Linked DNA regions of Homo sapiens: region 1 is linked to region 2. A link is a loop called in an ENCODE intact Hi-C map of the cell type or tissue named here. Cell type or tissue: B cell. All regions are shown on one strand. Links, peaks and the distances in the headings refer to the core of each region. The heading gives the core; the rest is flanking DNA. Region 1 has its middle 23 kb from the start of BIRC3. Region 2 has its middle 16 kb from the start of MMP7.

Region 1 (4,400 bases), core at 196-4,195, 250 kb before region 2:
TGCTTTCAGAAAGGAAGGGGCAGATTGTCCAATTTTCTCCAGTAAATGCTGCTACCATCTTCTCTGCTAGGAAGGGCTTTTTTAAAATTTTAATTTAACTTAATTTAATTTAATTTAATTTAATTTAATTTAATTTAATTTGAGATGGAGTCTCGCAGTGTCGCCCAGGCTGGAGCGCAGTGGCACGATCTCAGCTCACTGTAACCTCCGTCTCCTGGGTTTAAGCGATTCTCCTGCCTCAGTCTCCCAAGTAGCTGGGATTACAGGTGCCCACCACACCTGGCTAATTTTTGTATTTTGAGTAGAGACGGGGTTTCGTCATGTTGGCCAGGCTGGTCTTAAACTCCTGACCTCAGGTGATCCACCTGCCTCGGCCTCCCAAAGTGCTGGGATTACAGGTGTGAGCCACCACGCCTGGCCAGGAAGGGCTTATTTTGAGCCCAACCTGGATGAATTTCTCATGTGTCCTGTGGTATCTCACTGCCTCCTCAGCACACCACCTTGTTATTCTTACAGAAGGTGTGGTGCCAACAGCAGTGAGTGAGGCTACCCAAGCTTCCGGTGGGGAGGAATATTCTGGAAACAGAAGGACACAGATAGAAGGAGTTACAACTGATCTTATACTCTTGGTCATAACTCTATTATAATCTTAGGTCTAAGTCTCAGAACTATGAAACACTCTTAGGACATTCTTAATGTCCTTAGAAACTAAGAAAAACTTAGGAAGACTTGTCATATAAGGGAAGAGCCAAATGAATGATGTTCACAGTTCTGAATCATGTCAAACAGATAATCTTCATAGTGGCGTTTTAAATTTTCTCACCATAAGATGAGGACAGAGATCCGCTGTACCGTTCAGTGCAGGCTATGCAATTGGAAAAAATAGGAGGATAATTCTTCTTCAGTACTTTCTAGTCTTAATAGGGCCGCATTTTCTTTTGTTACTAAATGTACAATGTCACATCTTCTATTCTTGTTGCCAGATGAATGTGATCTAGCACAATACTATCCTGTTAGCATTTCTATGTAAATATGAGTCAGTGGTATTATGCTGAGCTGGAAGTTAAATAAAAAGTAATTAACCACAGGCCGGGCACGATGGCTCAAGCCTGTAATCCCAGCACTTTGGGAGGACACAGTGTCTCATGCCTGTAATCCCAGCACTTTGGGAGGCCAAGGTGGGCGGATCACCTGAGTTCAGGAGTTTGAGACCAGTGGCCAACATGGCGAAACCCCGTCTCTACTAAAAACACAAACATTAACTGGGCATGGTGGGCACCTGTAATCCCAGTTACTTGGGAGGCTGAGGCAGGAGAATTGCTTGAACCCAGGAGGCGGATGTTGCAGTGAGCAGAGATCGGCCACTGAACTCCAGCCTGGGTGACAGAGTGAGACTCCGTATCCAAAAAAACAAAAAGAAGTAATTAACCACAAAGACAATTACAGTTTACGTAGGTGTTTACAAGTCTGAGACGGTGGGAAAAGTTGACCTTTTTTAAAAAAAACACCTAACATTCCCTGAAATATCTTGACCTTTTAGAGCTGAACTACAATACATGGTTTCACACTTAAGATGAAATTATGCTCATATTAACATCAAAATATCTGGTTTGTTTTTTGGACTTTCCTAGTCTTTGCAGTCATATTAACAAAACGAAAGAAAAGTAAAAAGTAAAAGTAAAAATACCACGAAGCTATAGATTACTTTTTTTTTGTATTCTTTAATTTTATTTTTTTAAATTTTACTTCAAGTTCCAGGATACATATGCAGAATGTGCAGGTTTGTTACATAGGTATACATGTGCCATGGTGGTTTGCTGCACCTGTCATCTAGGTTTTAAGCCCCGCATGCATTAGGTATTTGTCCTAATGCTCTCCCTCCCCTTGACCTCCACCCTCCGACAGGCCCTGGTGTATGATGTTCCCCTCCCTGTGTCCATGTGTTCTCATTTTTCAGCTCCCACTTATGAGTGAGAACATGCGGTGTTTGGTTTTCTGTTCCTGTTTGGATTTTTTACTTTAACACAACACGTACAAATCTAGGCTTCACTGTCAGATTTTGCTTTCTCACCACTAGAAGGTGCTAACAACACCATTACATGTTTCCAGTGTGACAAACTGTAAGAAGCCCAGCGAGCTCATGGGGAAATATATTCATCTGTTTATTTTTGGCAAATTTACTGAGAGTAGTTTGATTTGAAACAATAACATATAGCAATCTGTTTCCTCTCTAATGGGAAGGCACCTAATTATCCATTTTGTTATTAATATTCAATCTAGAAAAGTGATAAAAAGAATGCATAAAAAATACAATTATCTCTAGATTCAAGTATACAAAATAAACTGATGCATTCTCTTGGATTTAGTGACAATGCTTCTCGAAATTTGTACCAAGATAAAATATCAGAGGGGTGAACAAAAAATGAATGGATAAGATGTTCATCTCAACATTGTTTAAAGTACTATATAATGGCTATGTTACATAACTTCATACAGTGGAACACTGCGGCCATAAAAATGATGGTGAAGATTGTGTTTATTGCCATGGAAAGCTATCCATGCAATATTATTGTTGTTATTATTTTAAATAGAGATGTGATCTTGCTGTGTTGCCCAGGCTGGAGCACACTGGTGTGATCATAGCTAACTACAGCGTTTAACTCCTGGACTCAAGCAATCCTCCCACCTCAGCCTCCCGAGTAGCTGGGACTACAGCATGCTCCACCATGCCCTGATAATTATAAAAATTTTTCAGTGATAGGGTCTCACTATATTGCCTAGGCTGGTCTCAAACTCCTGGGCTCAAGCAATCCTCCCGCCTCAGCCTCCTGAGTAGCTGAGACTATAGGCATGTGCTACCATGTCCAGCTGATGCAATATTATTAAGTTAAAAATGCAGGCTACAGCTCTTTTTCATGGTGGCTCGAAGGCGATCAGCTGCTTCAAGATGAAGCTGAACATCTTCCTGGCCACTGCCTGCCAGAAACTCATTGAAGTGGACAATGAACACAAACTTCATACTTTTTATGAGAAGTGTATGGCCACAGAAGTTGCTGCTGATGCTCTGGGTAAAGAATGGAAGGGTTATGTGGTCTGAATCAACAGTGGGAACGACAAACAAGGTTTCCCTATGAATCAGGGTGTCTTGACCCATGGCCATGTCCACCTGCTGCTGAATAAAAGGCATGCCTGTTACAGACCAAGAAGAACTGGAAAAAGAAAGCAAAAATCTGCACGTGGTTGCATTGTGGATGCCAATCTGAGCATTCTCAACTTGGTTATTGTAAAAAAAGGAGAGAAGGATATTCCTGGACTGACTGATACTATGGTGCCTTGTCATCTCGGGCCCAAAAGAGCTAGCAGAATCTGCAAACTTTTCAGTCTCTCTGAAGATGATGATGTCCACCAGTGTGTTGTAAGAAAGGCTTTAAACAAAGAAGGTAAGAAACCTAGGACCAAAGCACCCACGACTAAGTATCTTGTTACTCCACATGTTCTGCAGCACGAATGGTGGCATATTGCTCTGAAGAAACAGAGAATTAAGGAAAATAAGGAAGTAGCTGCAGAATATGCTAAACTTTTGGCCAAGAGAATGAAGGAGGCTAAAGAGAAGCATCAAGAACAGATTGCCAAGAGACGCAGACTGTCCTCTCTGTGAGTTTCTACTTCCAAGTCTGAATCTAGTCAAAAATAAGATTTTTTGAGTAACAAATAAATAAGACAGACTAAAAAAAATGCAGGTTACGAATTGTCATTTAATATCTCATTTAAATAAAGATATGATAAAGAAAAGCACGGAACATATTCACTGAAATGATGATTGTCTCTAGACAGTGTGATTATTTGTGATCCTTATTATCTGGTTGTGTGACCCTGAAAAAAAAACTTAGCCCCTCCGTACCTCTCAGTTTCATCATCAGCAAAATGGTGGCAATAATATTTCCTACCTCATGGCTAATATGAGGAATTTAACATATTTACATATGTAAAGCATTTAGAAGAGCACTGAACACATCACACATACTAAAAAACTATTAGCTATCATACTCATTATCCTAATTGTCCATATTTTCTAATTTTATGATGGTGTATGTGTTATTTTTATAACCAGTAAAGACAATAAACTACTTTTTTCAAAAAGATAGCTCTCACAGAGGAGGAGGGAAATAAATTCATTCCTATCTATAAGAATAGTGGCCGGGTGCGGTGGCTCACGCCTGTAATCCCAGCACTTTGGGAGGCCAAGGCAGATGGATCACCTGAGGTCAGGAGTTCAAGAGCAGCCTGGCCAACATGGCGAAACCCCATCTCTACTAAAAATACAAAAAGTAGCCGGGCGTGGTGGCATGCGAATGTAATCCCAGCTACTTGGGAGGCTGAGGCAGGAGAATTGCTTGAAC
Region 2 (4,400 bases), core at 76-4,075:
CCTCATTTGGGTATTTGCATGAGTTTTCTCTCTTTCTCTTTCTTTGTCTTTCTTTCTCTTTCTCTCTTTCTCTTTCCCTTCCTTCCCCCCTTCTTTCCTTCCTTCCTTCCTTCCTTCCTTCCTTCCTTCCTTCCTTCCTTCTTTAAAAGACAGCATCTTACTCTGTCACCAGGATGGAGTGCAGTGCTGTGATCATGGCTTACTGCAGCCTCAAACTCCTGGGCTCAAGGGATCCTTCCGAGTAGCTGAGAGTACAGGCACATGCCACCAAATCAGCTATTTTTCTTTTTTTTATTTTGTAGAAACAGTCTTGCTATGTTGCCCAGACTTGTCTTGAACTCTTGGCTTCAAATGACCCTCCCACCTTGACCTCCCAAAGCATTGGGATTAAAGGCATGGGCCATTGTGCCCAGCTGCATGCACTTTTTATTCTTTCATTTACTTACCAAATATCTGTAAAGCTTATGCTATGTGGTCTGGCCCTGTGGTAGGAATGGGGAACTCATGAAGAATAAGACCTGGATTTTACAGACATACAAAACTGGAAGGCAATGTGGGCTGCACAATGGTAAAGGTATTTGCTGAGGTAAAGAAATATACAGAGGATTTAAACATTTAGCAGGGGCTCTCTGACGGATGCACTGAGGGCAATGAAGGCAGACCCATGCCTGTAATCCTTGTCAGTCCTAATAAGCATGATTTGCTGTCCCCTACAAGGTAGAAGGGCTCTGACTTAATTAACTTGTAACCAAGTGACTGGTTGGTGCCATTGAAGGATGGTACCATATTGAGGGTTTAGATTCAATCCTTAATGCTGCCAAGTCAGACCTCCAGCAGCCGCAGCAGCAGAGGCTAGGTCAACTGTAGCAGGGCTCATGAGTTGCCTCCATGCCTATTACCATGGCCATGCAGTTTGTGGACCCAGTGTTGTTCCTTGGGTAGCTGAGGACACAGGCCGGCTGACCCCCAGTGGATGCCTCATCCTATCCACACAGGTGTTCAGTGCTTCCTCCTCAGGAGATGTTCTGTTTTGGGCATTGATCTGAGACACAAAGATCCACACATTTTATGCTTAAAATTCCATAAATTCATTCAGGCGCTACTTTCCCAAACATCTCTGTCTCTGATTTTATAATCTTGGTATCTTGTTTCATCCAGAATGTGACAAACCAGCTCAGCAACTTGTGATTACCCAGTAATCTATGTGCACTCTTAACTATGATCACTTCACTTCCCCCGCCATGCCGGGTTGGTGACTGCTTATCATCATCATCATCAACACCAAATGTACTCAGCGCTCTGCTTACTGGAAGCAGTACTCTTCCCCATCACCTTTCACAGTCCCCCTGTGTGAGGTGAAAGTGCAGCAGTAGCCTATTTTCAGTCAGCCAGGCATGAACTTTTTCTTCCTACTTAGTGAATGAGGGGCAGCATAATATCCCACCCCAAAACATGCCACTTTGGCATAAGGATCATATTAAGCTGAAGGCAATTGAGAAGAAGCAGATACAAGAAAAGCTCTCTGCCTTTTCCCTATTTGCCTAAAAGTGTGACATAAATTTGTAAACTAGCTATTATCTTCCATTAGTTAGTTCCCTTGTGCATTTCCCTTCACATAATTTGCAGCTATAGAAACTCAAAGCCCTTTTCTTTTGTTTTGTCATTTCTCTAAAAATTTGTTGTTCTTCTGTTAAGATGCTATTTAAATCCAAGTTCTTACTACTGCTTTGAGGTACTCATCACTGAATGCTCCTTTGTGTAAACACATGTTAATCAACGTTTGTCTTTTTACTGTGAATTTGTCTTTGTTGGTCTAATTTTTAGGGCCTCAGCCAGAGAACCTAGGAGGGTAGAGGGAATAATATTTTTTCTACCCTACATTAGTCATAGGGAACTCCCACAGGGCTGAAAGTATGGGCTGGGGAAGAGCTATTGGTGCAAAAGACATAGGTGACGTGAGAGGTTTGGCTACTTGGTCATGTGAAGAGTCTCCTACGTTTCCTTAAACTCAATAGCTGTTTTTTTTTTTTTTTTTTTTTTTTTGATAATTTGCATTTGATTATTTTTGGTCTTTTTCCTCTCAATGCAAATCATGATTAAATTATATAGCATGCCACTACATTTTTTTTTGTGGCATTTAATAATCGATTCAATACTTTTGCCATCAGGATTTTCTTTTGCCTACTTTTTTGTTTTGAGGAAGTTGTATTCATTTGTGGTGAAGGAAAGAATTCTCTAATGTTTTATATATTCCTTGGAAGGAAGTCTGACATCATGTTACATACTAGTTATTTCAGTCTGAGAATTTCCTAAGGTGTTTGTACCATTAGAAGTGTTCTGCTTGGTAAATACAAAACTCCACCAGTTCTTCTTTTTCAGGGCCTGCTTCATTGACTGAACTTCCCCAACCTGCATGTGTAGCCTCATCACAGATTGCCTAAAATGATGTCACATTGCCATACATTATTAGCAGAGTTATTTTGTATAAGGGACATTCTTTTTCCTTAGGGACCTGTGTTTGGAGTATGCTTATGAGCCAGACAGAGAATTGGGGAAGCAGAATTGAAGTTCCTGGTTGGTTATAAATAATGTGTGTGGGTAGCATGATGCTGGAGGTGTTGGTACAGCACCCACAACGCACTTGACCACATTTATGAGTCCCTTGAGGCGGTGACCGATCATGACCCTGGTTTGTGTTCACAGAACTGGTTTGTGGCCTGACATGCAGGAGGCAATGTAGGGTGGTAGAAACAACATGGACTTTGAAATAAGGAACCTCTGGATTGAAATCTCAAAATTTAGATGTGGGTAGGGTATTAACTTCCCTGGGCCTAATTTCTTACCTCAAACATGTTAATATAGAAGGTCTAAAACTTTCTTGTTTCTGGCCTCCCGGGTCTTAGTGATTTTTTTCATAGTGCCCTTAGGCCAGAAAAATGACCAACAATCCTGTTTATTAACGGTCCTGTTTATTTAATTAGGTCTAAATCAACTTATTAAGTATGTCCCAACAACTTGGTAGCTATTTAAAAAAAATACCCATAAACTGAAAGAAAAAATAAATTTTAATTTTATTCTTAAATAGTCACAATTCCTTATGGATGGAATTTGTGTGCCTTTTGGATACCATACAATTTCTTGATTTTTGGAATAAGGTCAATTGATTTTCATTCAGTGTTTCCTTTTTTTTTTTTTTTGAGACGGAATCTCGCACTGTCACCTGGGTTGGAGTGCAGTGGCGCGATCTTGGCTCACTGCAACTTCTGCCTTCCGAGTTCAAGTGATTTTCCTGCCTCAATCTCCTCAGTAGCTGGGATTACAGGTATCTGCCACCATGCCCAGCTAATTTTTAGTAGAGAAGGGGTTTCACTATGTTGGCCAGGCTGGTCTCGAACTTCTGACCTCGTGATCTGCCCACCTTGGCCTCCCAAAGTGCTGGGATTACAGGCGTGAGCCACCGCACCCGGCCTCACAGTGTTTGCTTTTTATTACAGCAACAGCAGAAAACCCAGCTTTGCAAAATTCAGTGATATCTAATGGAATATAGCGTCATCTACTATTGAAATTGTGAACTACTTCGAGCAGTTTGTGAAGTGTCCAGCAAACATCGAGTGTCACTGTATTTCCCTTGAAAATTTGAAGTATTCTGTGGGTTCACATTTGCAGCTCAGGTTTCTCAACATGCAGTTTGAGAACTGTGCATAGAATTGAGAAGACGTATGTGCAGGGATGTTGTGAGAATGAATGTTATAGTGATTAGGCAGTACCTGATGCATCATAGGTGCCCAATAAAGCAGCTAAGGACATGTGCTTGTTGAAAGAAGGAGAAGGGGAGGGGAGGAGAAATGGAAGGAGAAGCGGAAGGGAGGAGAAATGGAGGGAGCAAGGGATAGAGGACTCAGAAAAATATGGCTCATAACTTGATCCAGCAAAGATTCCTCTGAAAAATAAAATCTCAATATGCCGAGACCAAGTCTTCTATGTATACCTCTTGCTGTTGCACTGACATGGGCTATGAGGTGGTACTGTCTCTTTGACACACACACACACACACACACACACACACACACACACACATGCATGCACGCATGCAATAGGCAGGTAGTGCACTGGAAAGAACCTGGGAATTCTACCTCAGAAGATCTGAGGTGGTTGAGTAATCTGGGGGAAATTATATGGCCTCCCTGAGCCTCAAGGGAGAACAGAACAAGTTGGGGACACCTTCAATTTGTACAGTAGTTCATGGCAAACCAAGTGCTAATTGGCAACCAAGTGTCCAAGTGTCAGCCTCCGGGTCAGGGTGGTGATAAGGGAGAAGTGGTGACTGCATTCAGCTGGAGAGCCACAGCCATGCTGAGTGGGGCAATTGCTACTCAGCTCTAATTGATTGTGATGGAATT

Evidence for each region. Hi-C counts contacts between places; a loop is a spot of excess contacts. Peaks named below come from ENCODE experiments on the same cell type or tissue, not always from the same donor. Only the 100,000 strongest peaks of a DNase experiment are listed, where the experiment ranks them.
Region 1: a loop joins it to region 2, with 4 times the contacts of the local background. A loop is called at or near these places in 1 of 110 quality-filtered maps.

Annotation. Positions count from the first base shown.
Region 1 is chr11:102,292,113-102,296,512 of GRCh38, forward strand. It overlaps the pseudogene RPS6P17. Among named protein-coding and RNA genes, the nearest start is that of BIRC3, 23 kb to the right of the region's middle. In B cell, for the core only: CTCF peaks have their summits at 2,063 (motif pointing right) and 2,266; DNase peaks (open chromatin) are centred at 2,069 and 3,549; H3K4me3 peaks cover 2,395 bases; H3K27ac peaks cover 3,160 bases.
Region 2 is chr11:102,544,673-102,549,072 of GRCh38, forward strand. No RefSeq gene overlaps it. Among named protein-coding and RNA genes, the nearest start is that of MMP7, 16 kb to the left of the region's middle. RefSeq lists silencers at 2,367-2,476, 2,627-2,676. In B cell, for the core only: no CTCF peak of the experiment used is centred there; DNase peaks (open chromatin) are centred at 1,959 and 2,519; H3K27ac peaks cover 3,044 bases.